2 separate regions of the Homo sapiens genome follow, and region 2 is linked to region 1. A link is a loop called in an ENCODE intact Hi-C map of the cell type or tissue named here. Cell type or tissue: HepG2. All regions are shown on one strand. Links, peaks and the distances in the headings refer to the core of each region. The heading gives the core; the rest is flanking DNA.

Evidence for each region. Hi-C counts contacts between places; a loop is a spot of excess contacts. Peaks named below come from ENCODE experiments on the same cell type or tissue, not always from the same donor. Only the 100,000 strongest peaks of a DNase experiment are listed, where the experiment ranks them.
Region 2: a loop joins it to region 1, with 5 times the contacts of the local background. A loop is called at or near these places in 6 of 110 quality-filtered maps.

The regions. Positions count from the first base shown.
Region 1 is chr20:54,188,875-54,199,071 of GRCh38, reverse strand. LOC105372675 (a long non-coding RNA gene) reads right to left here. Exons shown (of 4, transcript XR_936882.4): 3 at 9,673-9,712; 4 at 9,220-9,477. Among named protein-coding and RNA genes, the nearest start is that of PFDN4, 14 kb to the left of the region's middle. In HepG2, for the core only: CTCF peaks have their summits at 3,315 and 4,246; DNase peaks (open chromatin) are centred at 2,791, 3,361 and 4,131.
Region 2 is chr20:54,135,352-54,145,548 of GRCh38, reverse strand. It overlaps a transcript of CYP24A1 not described here. Among named protein-coding and RNA genes, the nearest start is that of CYP24A1, 34 kb to the left of the region's middle. RefSeq lists an enhancer at 5,398-6,597. In HepG2, for the core only: no CTCF peak of the experiment used is centred there; a DNase peak (open chromatin) is centred at 4,408.

The sequences.
Region 1 (10,197 bases), core at 1,042-9,041:
GCAAGATCAAGAATAAATGCAGGAAGAACTACCAAACACAAAACCATCAGACCTCGTGAGAACTCACTCACTATCACGAAAACAGAGTAGGCGAAACCGCCCCCTTGATTCAATTATCTCCACCTGGTCTTTCCCTTGACACATGGAGATTATGGGGATTACAATTCAAGATGAGATTTTGGGTGAGGACACAGCCAAACCATATCAAGGTTCATTCTCTTCTGTTCTTCTACCATGTAAGGACATAGCATTCTGCCCTGCAGAGGACACAGCAACAAGTTGGCATCTTAGAAGGAGAGACTGGACCTCTCACCAGCCATTAAACCTACAGGTGCCTTGATCTTGGATTTTCCAGCCTCCAGAACTGTCAGGAATAAATCTCTATTGTTTATAAATTACCTAGACTCAGGACTTTAGTTGTAGCAGCATAGACTGACTAAGACACAAGCTTTCCTCAAACGCACCCATCTCCCAGACAAGAGCAGCATCCGCTGCCCCCTAAAGCAGCTTTCTACGCCTCCCTGGTATATTCCCTTTTGAATTCTGTGTCCCTGTTAAACTGAGAGCACCAAAGGAAACAGATCATGCCTGTTTTCTTCATCTCTGTTGTTGCGGCACCAACAGGAAAGTAGGTGCTTAACAAATGTTAACTAATGAATAAATCAATGCATGAATAAATAAGTGATAATGTATTTAGAGATTAATACAGTAATATATAATACAGCGTAAGCTGTTGAGGAATTCACTCCACTACAATGTACAAGAGTCCATAACTTATTGCATTCTTTTTGTTTTGTTTTGTTTTGTTTTTTGGCTAGGCCTAGTACTTACGCAAATTGTGATCATGTGGACTCATTGTTCGAGCAACACTCCTTTCTTCAGCAGATGGCACTGTGACCCCAAAATCTGGCATGTTATTTTTCTCTCTGCAACTCCTGAAGAATTGTCTACACGCTGCAAAGCAAGATGACACAAACCCAGGAAACCACTGCCTTTGGGCCAAAGTAGAATCATCTTTTGCTAGTTTGAATTCTTAACCGAATTTTTACCTGGCTAAAAGTACAGCATTTTTAAAAGCCCTTCAACGTATACAATGTTTTTAGACCTTTATAAAACAGACCATTAGTTAACCAACCCTATAAAGGAGGTAGTATTATCATTATTACACACAGATGGTATAACTGAGGCAAGAGTACGGGACATAATGTGCTCGAGGACACAGAGCTAGAAACAGTAGAGCTAGAGTTGAAACTGGCACCTCTTGCATTCCATGCTCTTAACCTTACATTACATTGCAACGGAAATGGAAAGAAAGGGAAGGGTGGGACAGAGATTGCAATGGAGGAATGAACATAACTTGGGAACTCCTAAGTTATGAGTTATTCGCAAGGTACAGAGAATAAAAAATAACACAAGAATTTTACTTCTTGTGAAAAGAACAAATTACAGAAGCTATTTTTGACAATAGTGAGTTTTTTTAGCTTATCCTTAAAGTAAACAAAAGTTTAGAGTTAATCATAACATATGTATACTATTATTTTTTAAGTTGTTCCTGCATCCAATGGTGACATAAACACATTGGCTCCAATAACAGAATGAGATTTCATTTCCAGGTAAAGATGCTACCTCGAGGCAAATTGAATGCTCAAATCTTTCTACAGGTAAAATCTTGTTTTAATAAAAGGCACTTCCACGTTTGTGTTTACACAATGAGCCTCTTCCCATATTCGGTCAGGTGTTATCTGAGCATACTGAAGGAGAGCTGAGGTCCTGGCTACGATGGATTCCATTTGACCTAATAAATGTTGAATTGCCAATGTAATCAGTGATTCTTGTAGCAGTGTAGGACATGGATCCTAGGAGAAGATTTCAGTACTTTGCGAGCTACCACTTGCTAAGCTCCGGAAAAGCTGTCTGCGAAGACATGAGGAGGAGGGGCAGTCCCTAAATTGTCAATGGCCTTAAAAAGAGGCTGTATTTCTCTTAAGCATTTAATATATACTTTGGGTTCTTAAATTAATTTTGCAAATTAATTCAGTTCAAACTATAGGTATAATTTTCATTTTGTAGGTGGTGAAAGGAGGCTCAGGACAATTGGGTAATGCCTCTAAGTTTCTATACCTTATATAACTGTTATCTGATAAAATAAGGATACAAATCGTAGTTATTCTCATCTACACTGTATTTTCCCATACCCATAAAAATTAAATATTATACTTCTCAAAAAGAATCCTGCCTCACTTCCTTTAGAACTAACTTTGTTCAAACAAATTTTAGTACCACCCAAGTAATTATGCTATCTAGTTATGTTTGTGAAACAAGTCTACATGTATTTTTTGCATAATTTGACAAGATATATAGGACAACATAGCAATGAAAACTTTTCTCCTTTTTATTTTAAGATCCCACTCCCCAAAGGGGGGGAACTGTATTAAAAGCACTTGAATAATGCATACATAGGGAATTAATCTATATAATGCATTATTTTAATAGGTTTATATCCAACTGTAACTCATCATTACAGACTTTATTTTGTAATAATCTCTTTGCTGATGGGGAATGGGAAGCAAAATTGTATTTATCAGACTCCACATTTGATTGGCTGCCCAAGAAGAATTAGTTCTCCTGAACATGTGGTGCTTGCCTCCCGACACCCATTTCGTGCTCTTCTGGCAATAGCCCTGATTTCAATGTGAGGACCCTCCCCTTCCTCCCTATCAGTCCATGTGATCTGGGTGGACTGTCATACCACCTTAGTGGTGGAGCCTGAGAACAGCCGTCAGCCATTCAGCAACTCATGGTCACATGACTGTTCAGGAATAAGCACAGAACCAAACTGAGGCCAATCAGAGCCTCAACTTCTGATTCCAATGGGAGCCAGAAGCCCTCTCTTCCTATTTGCTGTGAAGCTGTAGAAATGGCAGTTCTGGCATAGTGGCTGGTATCTTGCCATATCAGGAGCGAACTCATTTAAAAACGGAACCAACACAGAAGTGAAACTGAGGAACAGGGAGAGATAAAACAGGGCCTGATAGAAAGCATTCCCCTAGTCACACTGAGAGCTCAGCTAGCTGTCCCCTTGAACTTTTCAATGACTTGAGTCATTGAATTCATTTGCTTAGGAAAGTTTGGTTTAGTTATCTGTCACTTAAAATCAAAAGAGTGCTCACTGATGCGTCACGGCTACATTAACGTCTGGACAGAGCCTGAGACGAGGGCTTGCTGCAGGGAGTTCATGGTGGGAAGGGATCTGGGGAAGCTGGAGGAAACGTGAAAAAGGTGAAGATAGGAAGCTGTTCCAAGGGCTGCCACTGGGCTGATGACCCTGTGGGCCGCTGGAGCTTGCTCCTCCTGCAAACCCTCTGGTCTCCAGCACCTGTCCCTCAGAACTGTCCTCACTACAGAGACAGCATTTATCCACCCAGCCCCATTCAGCCAAGGGTTGCCCCGGTAGGTGTTACCTCTCCTGCACTTTCAGGTTTGGTCTTGCGCTAGATGGCTGCAGGTGCTGCCTGTGGCCAGTAGAAAAGCCCCAGGACATGAGGTACTACTGAGGTCAGGTTCACCTGGCCACAGCTGTTTGTCAACTTAATGCCAGAGCAACAAGATAGGTCAGGAGGACATAAGACAAGGCATCAAAGACGTCCAATGCTATTAAAATTCATTAGCATCACTGCACATTTGTTCCCTAAGATTAGACTTTATACATTTTGATAAAACTGGACAAGAACAGGGTTGAATCTGATGAAGCCCAACCAGGACTTAAATATTGATGTCTTTCACACACGATACTTACGACCAAATAAGTCCCCTTAAGGGAATTTTCTGCATCAAAGTCTTGGCAAATTGTCCTGCTGCAGAACCGGGTCAGACCAGCTGCACATGGGGAGGAGAGTTTTCCCTTGAAGTAAACGGATGGCCCCTGCTGTTACTCATTGCTGGAAAAATCAGCCTGAAAACAGCAAATGAGAGCAAGAGAGACGAACCTTCGATTCCGGTAAAGGAACACTCTCACCTTGACCCAGAGTTTAAGGGTAGGGTAGGAACATAATCCTGGCCTTGGCCTCTGACTCATTCATGCAACACATAGTTATTGAATGTCATCAGGAGCAACCACAGACTGTGAGGCCCAGTGCAGAACGAAAACCCAAGGCCTCTTGTTCAAACACTATTAACAATTTCAGGATGGCAACAGTAGAGCACTGAGTCATGTGCAGGGATCTTCTGAGTGCAGGACCCTGTGTGACCACACGGGCTGCATGCCTGCAAAGTCCGTCCTGTCATCTAGGTGTCACTTACTGTGCTAGGTTCTGGGCATACACTGGCAAACAAAACAGATATGACACCCACACTCAAAAAGCTTAGAGTCTAGCCTGGGGTGTATACGGTTCCCTCCATCAGTCTCTTTCCCAGATATCTTTCACAGCATGAGCACTCGCTATAGCGAGTTTGATTCACTATATGTATATATATATTTATATATGTAATGTATACATAAATATCTAAAATATATATTTATTATATATACATATACACATATAATATTTATATATATTTGTTCCATTTGTTTATATATATAAATATAGATATTTATTATATATTTGTTCCATCCTTATTCTCTCTGGGGGCACTCACCCATGCTATGCCCTCTGTTCTCTATAACTATATAAACTAATGTTTATATATTTATATTATATAAATATATGTAGATAAAATAATAATTATATATTATATAAATATATGTAGATGATATATATATAATTATATATTATATACACATAAAATTTTTCATGCAACTTATTCCCTAAGGCTCTGGAGTGCAGCTGAAGAATCAGTGATTACATTGGCTATTCTAATGCAGGGGTTATTGGCTATTCTAACGCAGAGCTATTCAAATGTTATCTGGCAATTTTGAAGAATGTCAGAAGTGTCTCCAGGAAGCAGGCGGATCTCTGAGGGGCAGCTTCCTATGGGATTGTCTAGTATAAATTTAACTATCAGCATTAACTGGGATGTCCAAGAGAGACACCAAAAAAGTTAGATTTACCCACCTGTTTGGGAAAGAAAAAATGTCTAAGCAATTTGAGCATTAAGAAATTGAAAGCAAGAATGTTGTTCAGATAACCCACAGGTATTTGAATGATACTGGCTGAATATCACTCTGTTTGGGTCTATTTTTTGTCAACCAAACAACCATTCGTTGAGGTTAACTTACTTCAATGTTGAATGTTAACGCGCTCTTCCCTCCACAGGTTTTTACCTGTCATATCTAGAGTTTTCTAGGATGCCACACCATGTATTCCAGAATAAGTCTTTCTGCTTCATTGGCTCCAGGTTTTTCATGATGTCCTTCACCACCTCTGCCACTTTGCCAAAAACTTCCTATAAGACCTCAGAGACAAAGCTTGGCTGATGGGAGAATTAAAGGGAAGTTCAATCAGAGAGTAACAGATACTGAGCAAGCTTAGACTTGACCTCAAGCCATGGAAGAGGCATGTTTCTTGATTGTCTCGTGATCTTCCACCTCAGCAACAGGAAACTCCACCTCTAGCCCCGGAAGCTGTTCCAGGGTCTTTGTGCCAAACTGACTTCCAAAATCCATTGAGTCTTCACTTACTATCTGGGGATTGGTCTATTCCTAAAACGATTAGCCGTGGGAATGTGTAGGGTTTACGGTTTGGATCTGAGACCATAGGTCAATCACACTGTAATTCATATCAATCATTTTCTCAAAGTATAGTTGTCCAATTTTAATAAATGTCATATGGAAGGTTGTATTCTAGGTACTTTTAAATCTCTCCTTTCAAGGAATTCAATGTCTTGGAATCCAATGCTTCCGTTGGGTGTCTTTGCCTGCAAGAAATTGAAACTAATTTGAACTACTTTAAACAATGAATGGTGATTTGCTAAGCAATATATGGGGTGTCTTATGGAACCTTTAGCAACCAGGATTCTAGTTTTAGGAAATCAAGTAGATTCCTTCGTGTTGAGGCAATTGTACTTTTAAAACATTTCTGCAAATTCTTTGATATCCTCCCATCAAAAGCCTACTTCCCTTCCTTTGAATATGGACTTATCTGGTGAGTCCCCTCTAACCAAAAAAGTGCAGCAGAAGCAGAAGTTGCCATATGACTTCCAAGGTTGGGCTAGAAGAGGTAATCTAGTTTTACCTTGTTCTCTCTGGGGGCATTAACCCTTGGTGCCCACCTTTTGTGCTGCAAGGAAGTCCAGGCACCCAGCAGTGTTCCAATCAATGGTCCCTGCTGAGACCCCAGCTCTCAGCCAGTATCAACTGCCAGACTTGAGTGAGGAAGACTTAAGGTGAATCTAGCCCCGGTCACCAACTCTCTGCAACTGCACAGGAAACCTCAGTGAGGAGATGAGAGTCATCTCCCAGCATGATGAGGTATGATAATAATAAAAGACTGTTATTGTTTCACACCACCAAGTCTGGAGTGTGATATATAACCAGAGCACCCCGGTAGCAATCAGGACCCCAGTATCAACTACAGAAGTGGAAGGGCACCAACTCGCTCTTCCCACTGCCAGCAGCCAGAGGGTGGGTAGATGACCTGGCGTCGATGGATCCACGGCTCTTAATTCTTCACAGCAGGATCCTCTGGTGGGGGGTTCTGGCCATGCATCAGTGGTGGGTTTCCGTTTTGGAATCCTCCCCACACCCCAAGCTTGATCATCTAGCCACACTTTTGCAAGCCTTTGAATGCAATACAATCTTTATGGATGAGGATAGCCGGGCCAGTTTCTGTTGCTTACAACTAAAAAAAGTCCAAATTGCTACTTGATCAGAAAGTGCCTTTGGAAGAGATTGCAGATGGAAACCATTAGGACATCAGACCTTTGCCTCATTTCTCCTCTGTGCTGTCTGCTCAACTGCTTCAATCCTCTTTACCTCTGCAAACCACCTTCCTCTATTGGCTTTAGTTATGTGTGGAGCAAAAATGGTCTCCCCTAGCTTCTGAGATCAAGAGGCCAGATCAGACGGATGAGCTGGATTTTTCTCAAATCCCAAATCAGTGCTTAGGAGTAAAAGTCTGATTTTTTGTAAAATTTTTCTCAAATCCCAAATCAGTGCTTAGGAGTAAAAGGCTGATTTTTTGTATTTTCAGTAGAGATGGGGTTTCACTGTGTTAGCCAGGATGGTCTCGATCTCCTGACCTCGTGACCTGCCCGCCTTGGCCTCCCAAAGTGCTGGGATTACAGGCGTGAGCCACCACGCCCAGCCCATTTAGCATATCGTAATCAATGCATGTTTAATCCCTTCCTGCTTTTCTAGAGCTTCCATAAGTTACTTACTTCACGTGAAGCATTTCTGCTGCCTTTCACATCTGGCTTTTCACGCTCACTTGCTTGTCTTTCCTTGTGGGATTCTTTGAGCCGTGATTCCATTCCGGGAAGTTCTGTGTTGGAGACTGTAATTACTGTCTTATACCTGGCATGCCCCTGTGTGTACTTCACAAGATTGGCATGCAGCAGAGGCCACCATCTTATAAATGTCACGAATGTTAGTTTCTTGAAAGTTGGTTGACAGAATAGTAGAGGATAGAACAACTGGGATTGGTCTCTTGTGCCTTCATTTATTGTCCTAGTTATAAATTTCCTGGGGCCAAACATGGTGGCTCACGTCTGGAATCTCAGCGCTTTGGGAGGCCAAGGTGGGAGGGATTGCTTAGGCCAAGAGTTCAAGACCAACATCGGCAACATAGGGAAACACCATCTCTACCAAAAATACATATATTTTTAAAATTAGCAAGCATGGTGGCACGCCCCTATAGTCCCAGCTACTCCGTTGGCTGAGGCAGGAGAATTGCTTGAACTCAGGTGTTCGAGGCTGCAGTGAGCTATGATCATGCCACTGCACTGCAGCCTGGGCAACAGAGCAAGACTTTGTCTTTAAAAAATTAAAATAAAATATCCTTGTTCATTTTACCTGATTAGAGAAAAAGAATTGGTCTATTTTTTTTTTTCTGAGACAGAGTCTCGCACTGTTGCCGGAGCTGGAGTGCAGTGGCGCAGTCTCAGCTCACTGCAACCTCCACCTTCCAGGTTGAAGCAATTCTCCTGCCTCAGCCTCCCAGGTAGCTGGGATTACAGGCATGTGCCACCACGCCCAGCTAATTTTTGTATTTTTAGTAGAGACGGGGTTTCACTATGTTGGTCAGGCTGGTGTCCAACGCCTGACCTCGTGATCTACCCACCTTGGCCTCCCAAAATGCTGGGATTACAGGCGTGAGCCACCGCGCCTGGCCAAGAATTGGTCTATTTCTAGCCCTTGGGCTATACCCATTAAGAGAGCAGAGGCTCATAGAAGGATGCTGTAGTTGGGAATATGGTTGCAGCAACTTCAAAGAGTTGCCAACTTTTTACTTTGTTAAGGAAGTGAATGAAATCAAAGAAGCCTAAATCTAAAATTAACAACATAAAAGCAAAGACTTTATACCATAAAAGGGCAAGAATAGAATAAAAAACAATCATTTCCAATAAAGTTGTATGGATAAACTTTTCCAACTTTTAAAATCCCAGGCCACTGAAGCAGGAGAAAGCCCAGTGACCCTTTCCAGTGGGCCTGACTTTGGGATTCACTCCAGGACACCATCTACTTTTCCAGAGTGTGGAGTTTTAAATGGGGCCAAAGAACATATGGATTCCATTAGAATTCTTTCCTCCTGCAATCAAAGAAGGGAGAACCCCTTCTGGTTTCCTGCAGAAGACAGAACATGTTCTCACATCTGAGAACCATGTCCTCCTGTGCCAGGAAGTTTTGGCCAGAAGCGAAGCAGAGCCTTATATTACCTGCATATATGTGCCAGGCACCCTGCTAAGTAGGAATACACGCAACAACATTTCAAGACTGGTAATATTCTCTTTTTTTTCTTTCACCAATAAGAAAGCCAAGACTGGGAAAGGTAATGCCACCTGCTCTTAGTTATAGAGGCTGATACAATCTGGAGCTATGATTTGAATCCAAGATTCAATTGCTTAAGTCCACTCTCCAAACCATTGCTTTTCTCCTTAAAGATTTAAATAAGGATTTTGACAACCAGGTGACATACACATTTCATTTTAGAGAAAAATTATTCTATAAAAGATGCTAGTTTTATTTTGGACCCTAGACTTGAGACTTCAGAAAATATAAACGGCCCTTTTACCTGAGTCATGGTAATAGTCTTATTGAATAACACAATATCTGAGTCACTTGGATTCATGTAGGAAAAAAACACATGGGAAGTTTTATTTCTGATTTACTGGTTTTCAAATCAAGTCACAAGTTTGGGCATGAGGATAATATTATTTTTCTTGGCGAGATGAACTGATTATGAGTGTAATATAAGTAAAAGTGATGGGGTTGACACTCCCAGGGACATTTTCAAAGGTGAAACTATGGACTCATTCATCACAAGTCTTCAGAACTTGTAAAGAAAACTTCTTCCTGTGGCATTCCATAAAATGACGATTTATCTGAAAGATAAAAGATAATTTCCCTTTGCTATCATCTCTTCAGATACTTTTCAACATCTGAGTTTTATTTCTCTACATCCATATGCAGCCTTGGCCTTGTGTAGGTGGAGGTCTCATTGAGTTCCATGAATACTGAGACTCCTCTTCCCCTAAAAATACCTCCTGATCCACTATTGATGCCTCAACTTCTCTTACCAGGAATTTCACAGAGACAAGGCTTCATTTGAGGATACGCCTGTGAGAGAAACAGATTTTGAATGAGATCAATAAGGAATTTCAGATTATTTTATGAGAGGTGGTTTTGAGAAAAGAAAAGGTAAGTGAGCAAGTATGCATCAGAGGTGAGGATAATATGTTAATAGACGACATTTACAGTGTATTTACTACCAGCCAGGCACTGTTCTACATGCTTTATATGAATTAACTCATTTAACCATTTTCATAGCCTTAGGATGTAGGTATTATCAAAATCTATATATTTTATAGATGAAGAAACAGACACAGAGATACTGAGCAATTTGCCCAAGGTTGTGTAGCCAGAAAGCTGGAAAGTTAGATTTAAACTCAGGTGGTCTGGATTAAATCAACCCCTTTTAACCACTGCACAAACCAGGCCAAGGAGATGAGGCCTAAGAAGTGCCGGATAGAGGCAAGACTATCACAAACGGAATGTCGGCGCATCAAAAACAACTTCTGACTCTGAACTCTATGGGGGACATC
Region 2 (10,197 bases), core at 1,374-9,373, 54 kb after region 1:
CCTGCCTCAGCCTCCCAAGTAGCTGGGATTACAGGTGCTTGCCACCACACCCAGCTAATTTTTGTATTTTTAATAGAGATGGGGTTTCGCTATGTTACCCAGGCTGGTCTCCAACTCCTGACCTCAAATGATCTGCCCGCCTTATAGAGAAACAACGTAGCTGGATCAGAAATATAGAAACAGAACAAAAGAACAAAACAAGTATGCTTCCACTGTATTCTTAATAAGATTTCCAACACTAATTCCATCTTTTTTTTTTTTTTAACTTAGAGCTTCCGGAAAAATAAGCTGAGTCTGACTTTGGACAAACATTAAGTCAATTTGCCAAATCTTTCCAAGGTTCACTAGCGAGTGACCTGGAAAAAAATTCATATTAAGACTTTAAGAGTGTAGAAATGCCGGAAGAGCTTAAAATAGTTAACTTATCAACTAACCTAGAATGAATTTAGGATAAGCTATTCTAGCATACTTTTTGCTGGAAACAGAAAAAACAAAAAATTAGAAAACAACTTCGTTTGAAGACACAACAATTCTCAACTGTAAGGGTCAATATCAAACTTCTTAGGTAATAAATGATTATGGCAGTTATTCATATTTTGGCAGGTCCAATGAAATAACATTTTATCTCCAAATTTCTGAATGACTTTCATCAAGAGATCTTGGAATTGTTACAATGATCTTCTAAACTGAACTGGGTAATTTGCCTTCTTTTCCTATTTTCAAAAGTTTTTAGATTATCAGTACTGTAAAATTAGTTGAAAAACTCACCTATAAAAGTATACCAGTATGTACAGGTCTGGCTACATAATTTGCAGGGCCAAGCACAAAATTAAAAGGAGGGCTTCTTATTAATATATACTATAATTAATTCTATAATATATATTAATATATTAGTTAATAATATGTTACTATATTTTCATAATATAATTAACAGTTGATAATGTAACATATATTATAATTTATATATGGTAATATAACAAACTAATAATTTTAAGGCCAGGTGTGGTGGCTCACACTTGTAATCTCAGCACTTTGGGAGGCTGAGGCTGGAGGATCACCTTAGCCCAGGAATTCCAGACCACCCTGGGCAACATGGCAAGACTTCATCTCTACAAAAACTTCAAAAAAAAAATTAGCCAAGTGTGGTGGTGCACACCTGTGGTCGCAACTACTAGGGAGACTGAGGTAGGAGGATCACTTGAGCCCAGGAGTTTGAGGCTACAGTGAGCTGTGACACTTGAGCCCAGGAGTTTGAGGCTACAGTGAGCTGTGATCATGTCACCGGACTCTAGCCTGTGGGAAGAGTGAGACCTTGTCTAAAAAAAAAAAAAAGAAAGAAAGAGAAAAAGAATTTTAAGATAGTAGCAGCAAAGAATTAAACCCAAAGCCAGCAAAGAATTAAACCCTGAGCAAGGTACTTCTAAGCATGGGGCCGCCATGTGACTACCCAGCTCAGGTCCCCACCGATGGAGCCAGCGCTGGCACAGGCCTGCAGATGTTTGCCACCACTTCAGTTCCTTCATGGTTACTGGTTTATTTAGATTTTCTTCTACTTTCTGTGTCAGTGTAAGTAATTTACATTTTTTTCTAGAAAATTCTCAATCTCACTTAGACTTATAAACCTATTGGCACATAGTTGCTAACTGTATTCACTTACGATTTTTTAAAACATCTATAATTGTAGAAGTTTTTGCTTTATTCTTAGGATTTTTTTTTTGCTGTCTGTATCTCAACAAAAGCCTGTTTTTAGTTTTTTCAAAGAACAAAGGTTTGGCTTTTCTTTTTCCATATCATTAGTTGATGCTTTGATTTCTATTTTTTTTTACTTCTATTTTCTTTTTGTTTATCCTTCTTTTTAATCCTGGATCTCTATCACCTTAGAATTAAAAGTAGGGCTTGGGTGATGGGTACACCAAAATCACCATTAAAGAACTTACTCATGTAACCAAATACCACCTGTTCCCCAAAAACCTATGGAAATAAAAAATAATAAATTAAAATATAAATAGGATTTGGAACATTTCTCTTTATATATTACTTGTTTAAAAGACATATTTTTAGTTCCAAAATTATGGATGCAAATCATATGAATTAGGAAGGATCAAGAGCCTGGCAATGAGAGAAGACATTATCAGTTCCAGCCACAACTGTTCATGATAAGCTGTCTGCAACATGTTGCCACAGCTTCCAAATTCATACAGACCCATTCCAGGGGATAAGTGCCATTAACCTCACAATTGCTTGCACACATGAATATTGCTTAAGGGCAAAAATTTCACTGTAAATATAAACGAAAAATAAATTTAAGAAAATAATCATCTTAAAAAGCGTGATGTGAATTATTGAATTCACAGCTGTGAGTAGTGAACTGCCAATAAAACTTCATTTACAAAAACAGGTGGTTAGCCATCATTTGCCAATTGGATTTTTAAAATATTATATAAAAATATTTACCCTAACAGTACTGAGATTTTTGGCACTCTGCTAAATTTTGCCCCCAGAATGAGTGCCTCACTGGCTCTGGTGAGACAGCTGCACAGGCAGCTGGGAGATCGCTGAGTTCCACCAAACGCCACCTTGCAACTTAAATAATTCTAATCCCAACCTCAGCAAAATGCCAGAAGATCACAAATCATGGGCTTTGAGACTCATTCCCAAACCTTTAAATGGCAAAGATGTGAAACAGAAAAACAGAGTGATTTGAGTTGAAAAAAAAAAAACTCACTCACTCATGTAATCATAACAACTATTTCTTCAATGAACATTTGTAGAGCGTTTACCATCAGCCACTCATTGTGCTAAGCACATTACATTGTTATCTCTTGTAATTTCCATAGCAACCGTATCAAACAGGTGCTCCTGTTGTTCCCATATTTTAAAAATCAATGCTTAGAGATGTTACTTGGCTAGAAAGTGGCAGATTTGGGCTTCAAAGTCAAGGCTTCCTTAGGCTATACTCTCAACAGGTACTCCATCAAATGGCTTGTGACTCTATTAACTAAGCAAGATGCTTTATTCTGCAAGTCTTCATTTCTCCACAAAATCAAAAAGCATATCCTTCACCATTCTTCTTGTACTCACCGGAATACAGGAAAATAAAATGAAGCCATTCGGTGTAGATACAACGTAAGGTACTTATATTAGTTTTCTGCTGCTACGTAAGAAATTACTAACGACTTTATGACTTAGAAGAATGTATCACATACAACAGGGGTCACCAACCCCCAGGGCACAGACCAGTACCAGTCTGTGGCCTGTAAGGAACCGGCCACATGGCAGGAGATGAGCTGCAGGCAAGCGAGCATCACCACCTGAGTGCCGCCTCCTGTCAGATCGGGGCAGCATTAGATTCTCATGGGAGTGTGGACCCTATTGTGAACTCCACATGTGAGGGATCTCGGTTGTTGCTCCTCATGAGAACCTAACTAATGCCTGATGATCTGAAGTGAACAGTTTCATTCTAAAACCATCCCCCACCACCCCACCATTTGTGGAAAAATTGTCTTCTATGAAACGAGTCCCTGGTGCCAAAAAGGTTGGGGACCACTGGTCTACAACTTCTGAGGGCCAGGAATTTGGGTGTGGCTTAGCTGGCTAGTTCTGGCTGGGAATCTCTCATGAGGTTGCCATCTAGGTGTCTGCGTGAGCCGCTTTCATCTGAAAGCTCAACCGAGGCTGGAAAATGCCCTTGCAAGATGCCTCACTTAGGTGACAGACAAGTTGCTGACTGCTGTTCAGGGAGCCTTAGTTCCTCACCACATGGACCTCTCCATAGGGCTGCTGGAGCTTACTCACAACACAGCTGACTTCCCCAGTGAGAGAGATGAAAGAAAGAGAAGCATTCCCTCCAGATCAGGGTGTCTTAACCTCAGCACTAGTGGCATTTAGGGCCAGATAATTTTTCATCGTAGGAAAGCTGTCCTGTGCACTGTAGAATATTTCACAGCATCCCTGGCCTCTACCTACTAGATTCCAATAGCACCCTCTTTCAGATGTGACTACCGAAGATGACACCAAACATTGTCAGATGTCCCCTGGGGGATGATATCACCCTCAGTTGGAAACTACTATTCTAGATTCCTCTTTCACTAAAATTTTTCTCAGCTGGGCTATGTTAAAGTATCCTGCAAACTCCACTTATTGAAATGGGAATTTTAAAAGCATGTATTCATTCCACAAACATGTATTGTCTCTTTGGAGACCTATATACACAACGTAAAAATTGCCTACCCTGACAGTCATGAACTTTCCAAGATATGTAGGAATGGGTTACTAATTGTTGGAGATTAAAATCTGCACTATGGATTAGCAATGGAACAAAGAATTGGCTTGCTGGGCCAGATTATGAACGACGGGAGCAATTGGGTTCATTGTAACAAAAGGGTACAGTTTATAGAATGCATTCCATTTACCCAATTCAGAAGGAATTTTACCTGTCTTTGAAGCAAAGCTTAAGGAATGTATAAATTTCCATTCCAGTGTTGAAATTGTTTTGGGGATCGACTCATTACTAAAATATTTGCCTCGCAATTCAGACAGTTCCCATGGATTTTGTATCACCAGTCAGAAAGTCAACTGAGAAAAATGACTTGTGGTCATGATATTACTGTTCAAACCATGTTGTTGGTAATTCAGTTTTAATAATGGCTTTGGGAAACATGTTTGCCTCAACAAGTTAATGTATTTTTATTTATTATTAAATAACAAGGAATCTGTTGATTAATGGGATGTGCGTGTTAGGGGAGGAAAAAACAGGATCTTTCCTCTGCCCACCACTAAAGCAATTCATTTGAATACATTGATGGAAACCGTTCAAATTTCTAGTAGTTTCTGACAACTTAGAGAAAGGTAAAGTGCCAAGCTGAGTAATAAGGGCTACACACTCAGCATAGATGTTGACATAAATTTTGAACACTGTGAGAGCTGGTGCTCACATAGTCTTGTTCTCAGCTCCTTTGCTAGAAGCTAGCCTAATGCCCGGCACATAGTAGATGCTCAAAAATCTCAGCTGAATAATGAATGTTCTTTAAAAGTTCATTCATCTCATTTCCTAGAAGACTCACAAGAAATGAAATTCTGGAATAGATTTATACCTGTTTCTTACCCTCCACCATGTTCCAAATAATCTCTTCACACCTTTTGCTATAAATACCTGAATCATCAGTTCATTCATTGACTGTGAGAATTGATTAGATTTTGCGCTGTGATTGAACTTCGATGCCTCTGCCGAGCTGGCCCAGTGCTTGACTCACACGGCTCATGTAAGGATGAACGGTGAGCCTGCCAAATTCTACCAAGCTCAAGGGGAATTTTTTATTACAGGTCGAAGCATCTGGCATCCTAGTTATGCATGACCAGGGCTCAACAAGACCACCAAGTTCACTGTTCCTCCAACCTAAGCCAATTGTATGCTTGACCTCTCAGGAGTGTTAAGAGTGTCACCAAACTTTATGAAACACTTCAAGGAGTAGCTGTGCTCTGTATTACTAATAAAAGGAGTAATAGCAAAGGGAGTCATTGATAATATATACTGAGAATTGTTATGCTACCTATTATGGCTAAGTTTTTTATAAGCAGCATCTCACTTTAATCTTCACATTAATCAAAGCTGTGAGGTATGATTATCTCCATTTTTGAGATGAGGAGACAGAGGCTTAGAGAGGTTAAGAAACGTCTCACAGGTCACAGAGGCAATAAGAGGCAGACCTGGTCTTTGAACCCAATATTCTTTTTGACCCTGGAGCACGGGCTTACAACTATGATGATTTATGTCCCTAAATGAGTATCTGAAAACAAACAAACAAACATCAAAGTAGCAAACATTAGGTAAGTTTGAGTTCAAAGGTATGGAAAAACAAGCTGTCTTGATTTACTGATACAAGCAATCCTCACTTTAAATGGTACTGCATTAACGAAAACCCCCGCATACAGGAACCGCTCTCTCACTTAGCACAGCTCCATGGCGCTGTGGTCTCAATGTTGGTTTCCCCCAAAATTCATATGTTGGAGCCTAATACCCAATGTGACAGTGTTAATAGATGGGACTTTTGGGAAGTGATTCAGTCATGAGTCATAACCCCTCATGAATGGGATTAGTGCCCTTATGGAAGGAAGCCCAAGGGGGCTCCCTTGCCCCCGTCACTATGTGAGGGCATCTTTGAAGCAGGGAACAAGCTCTCAGCGGACACTGGATTTGTTGGTGCCTTGATCTTGGACTCCCCAGACTCCTAAGCTATAAGCAATAAATCTTGGTTATATACAAATGACCTAATCTAAGGCGTTTTGTTACAGCAGCCCAGATGAACTAAGACACATGATGAAGCGGTCAGGCGTCAGTCACCACACAACTGTGCACAGTGCGTTCCAGTCTGCATGGATTTCAGGTATGCACAAAGCAAGAACGAAGTATACGAAACGGAAGAAAACCAGGGTGCAGTTCACCCAGGGGCATCTTCATCATCTCACCACGGAGTGGAAGGCATGGTATAACCAGCTAACAAAAAGTTCTCACATCTGAGATGGGTTGGCTGTCTGGAAGCTGATTCTGGTTTTGATTAGATTTCTCCTTTTAACTTCCATTATTTGCAGAAAATACCCTAAAAATAATTGTACCCAAGCATATGTCTACCTGCAACCGACTTTGTGATTCATCCCATTATATTTTGTATGTGGTTCTTATGTTTCCAGAGAGCCACAGTACATCACTGCATAATAATTGACTATTATTTTGAAGATGCACACACACATACACATACATACCCACTCAATTTTACGTATTCACTTGCTGACTTATTTTTCATAGAAGTTTGATTTTCCCTACTCTAATATTTGTTTTGTAACTTCGATACCATGCACTTCCTCCCACAGTTAGCTACTAGGAATATAAGGACTAGCAGCTACCAGATTATTATAATAGTCACCTAAGTCAGAGGTCAAAAAACTACCAGCTAAATTTGTACTGCACCCATATTTGTTTTGACTTTCATAGTATTCCCTTTACACAAAGCATGTGTCTCCAGTTTGTCACAGGCCCCTAAACTGTAGACATTTTTTTTTACCCTGAGCCTACTTGATTGTGTTTCTTGCCCACATCTGTAGATATTTGATTTTGCAAACAAGGCTTAATCAAGCATTATTAAGAAGTAAGTTTGTTGAACAAATCCCAAAATATTAACCAAAGAAAAACATTAAAGCAGATGGGAATTTTTTTTAAAAAAAAAAAAAAGAAGAAGAAGTCAAAAGTGTAGAGGAAAAATGAGATATTTTCTTTCTTTACTAAGAAGTTTATTATAAAATTTTTAATCCATGTAGCATAAATAATACACAGAAAGGCAAGCTACTTTCTGTCATAGGTATGGGTAAATTTTTGGAGCCCCTCTTTTATATTAGCTTATTTGAAAAGTCAGTGTCTTAGAAACTCAGGTTAAAACAATGCAGGGATGGATTAATCTAGTTATTCATTTTTGCAATTAGCCCTAAAATTTCAGCTGCTTTTTATTTTGAAAATTAACCACCAAATTATGGGTGGTTCTGCTTTGATTTTTATAACAATTTTCATAACAATTTTAAGGATTACATTGAATTTTCTCCTTTTGAAAGTCTTTGAATCAATCTGTTTTTCTGATATTAAACTGAAAATGAAGCAAAAATGAAGATGGAAGTGGAATGTGAAGAAAAAGAAAGAGAAAAAGTAAAAATGGATAGGAAGGAAGAGAATGAAAATGGAAGAGAAAGAAGGAGAGAGAAACAGGGAGTTAACACATTAACTGACAAAGAAATATTTGCTCAACACTTACTATGTGCTGTATACCATGCTAGGAGCTAAGGAAGTGTTCATCAGTAAACAAAGTCGTGGCTCTCTTGAAGTTTATACTTTAAAGAGGTAAGGGAAAAAAACAAATAAATATAAAATGTTCCTAGCCGTGATAAGCGTTATGAAGAAATAGAAAGTGGGTAAGGAAATGGAGAATATTGGTGGACAGGGATTGCTATTTTAGCTAGAGTGGGCAGGAAAGTCCTCTCTGACAAGGAGACATTTGGGCAGAAACCTGGATGAAATGAGGGAGCAAACCATGTGGATACCTAAAAGAAGGGCATTCCTCATTAAAGGAACAGTGAATGCAAAGGCCATGAGGCAGAAAGCACAGTTGGCAGGGTAAAAAAGGAACCAGGATGCTCGCGTGACTGGAGTGGAGGGAATACAGGAATAAGTGGTACAGGATTCTGTCAGAGGTGGCCAAGAATGCACTCATGGGGAGCTTTGAAGGCCAACGAAATGAGCTGGCATTTTATGCTTATCAAGAAGGGAAGCTATTGGTGGATTTTGAGTTACATGTTCTGGTTGCTGGGTCCGGAATGGACTAGAGGTGGGCAAGAATAGAGATAGGGAAACTAACTGGGGGATGATTATAATAGTCCAGGCGAAGGTGAATCAAGGCTTGCTCCAGATTGACAATGATGAAGATGGTGATAGATGCCTGAATTTGGGATGTATTGGGGAAGTAGAGCAAAGAGGATTCATTGATACTTGTATGTGAGACATGAGAAAAAGAGACAGATAATTAAGGATGATGCCAAGGGTTTAGCTTAAGCAACTAGGATCATGAATTTGCCATTTTCTGAGACAGGGAAGACAAGAAAAGAACTAGGATATGCACGAAGGATCATCATGAGGTCAGTTTAGGGCATAAAATATTGAGAAGTCTATCAGGCATTTGAGTAGAGAGGAAGGATTAACATAATATACAAGCCTGGCATTAAAGAAAGAGGTCAGGAATTGTTAGTGTATGTAGATATGGATGGTATACAGCCGCAAGGCTGGGTGACATCACTCAAGGCATGGAGCATCTAGAGACGAGTTTCAAAGACTAAACCCTGAGAAGCAATGGCCAGTGAGATGGGAGATGAAGCAAAAGAGAGTGCTGTCCTCAAATTAAGTGAAGAAATGGGTTCAAAAAGGAAGGAGTGGCCTACTGTGTCAAATGACACAGTTGACAGGTCAAGTAAGACAAGACTTGAGAGCTGCCCATTGAATTTGATAATATATAGAGTGCTTTTGGCCATAACCAAAGAGATGTTGATGGCATGGTAGGTTAAAGCCTTATTGAAGTGAGCTTCAGAGAAAGCAAAGGGGAAGGAGTAGAGCCATAGAGTAAAGACAATTCTTTTGAGTTCTGTAAATAAGATAAGTGGGATCAGCAAGTTTTTTGTTTCTTTGATTGGTTGGTTAGCTTTTATGATGGGGGTTATTAGATCCTGCTTCTATATGATGGGAATGATCAATAGAAAGGGAAAAATAGATAATGCAGGGGGAAACAGGTACAATTGCCGAAAGATCCATTTGGCTGGTGGAAAGGAATGGGATTCAGCATACAAATGGGAAATTAGTCTAAGCTTTTGGGTTGAATTGTGTCCCCCATCTACCTTCCCCCTTACAAAAAATGTTGAGGTCTTAACCTCCAGTCCCACAGAATGTGACCTTATCTGGAAATACAGACTTTACAGATGTAATCAAGTTAAAAGGAGGTCACTGGGGTAAGTCCTAATCCAATACGATCAGAGTCCTTATAAAAGGAGAAATCTGGATACCAGGACAGACGCACATACAGGGAAGACTATGGGATGAGCACAGGGAGAAGATGGCCATTTGCAAGACAGTTAATGCCTAAGCCACCAAAAAACAGAAAAAAGACCTGAACAGATCCTGCCCTAGCGTGTTTAGAGGGAGTATAGCCCTACTGACACCTTGATTTTAGACTTGTACCCTCCAGAACTGGGAAACAGTACATTTATGTTGATCTAAGCCATCCAGTTTGCAGTATTTAGTTATGGCAGCCCCATGAAAGTAATTGATATGATTTGACTATGTCCCCACCCAAATCTCACCTTGAATTATAACTCCCACAATTCCTCCATGTTGTGGGAGGAAACCAGTGGGAAGTAATTGAATTATGGGGGCAGGTCTTTCTCGTGCTATTCCTGCAATAGTGAATAAGTCTCATGAGATCTGATGGTTTTAAAAACGGGAGTTTCCCCGCACAAGCTCTCTCTCTTTGCCTGCTGCCATCCACATAAGATGTGACTTGCTCCTCATTGCCTTCCGCCATGATTGTGAGGCCTCCCCAGCCATGTGGAACTGCTGGGTCCATTGAACCTCTTTCTCTTCCCAGTCTCAGGTATGTCTTTATCAGCAGTGTG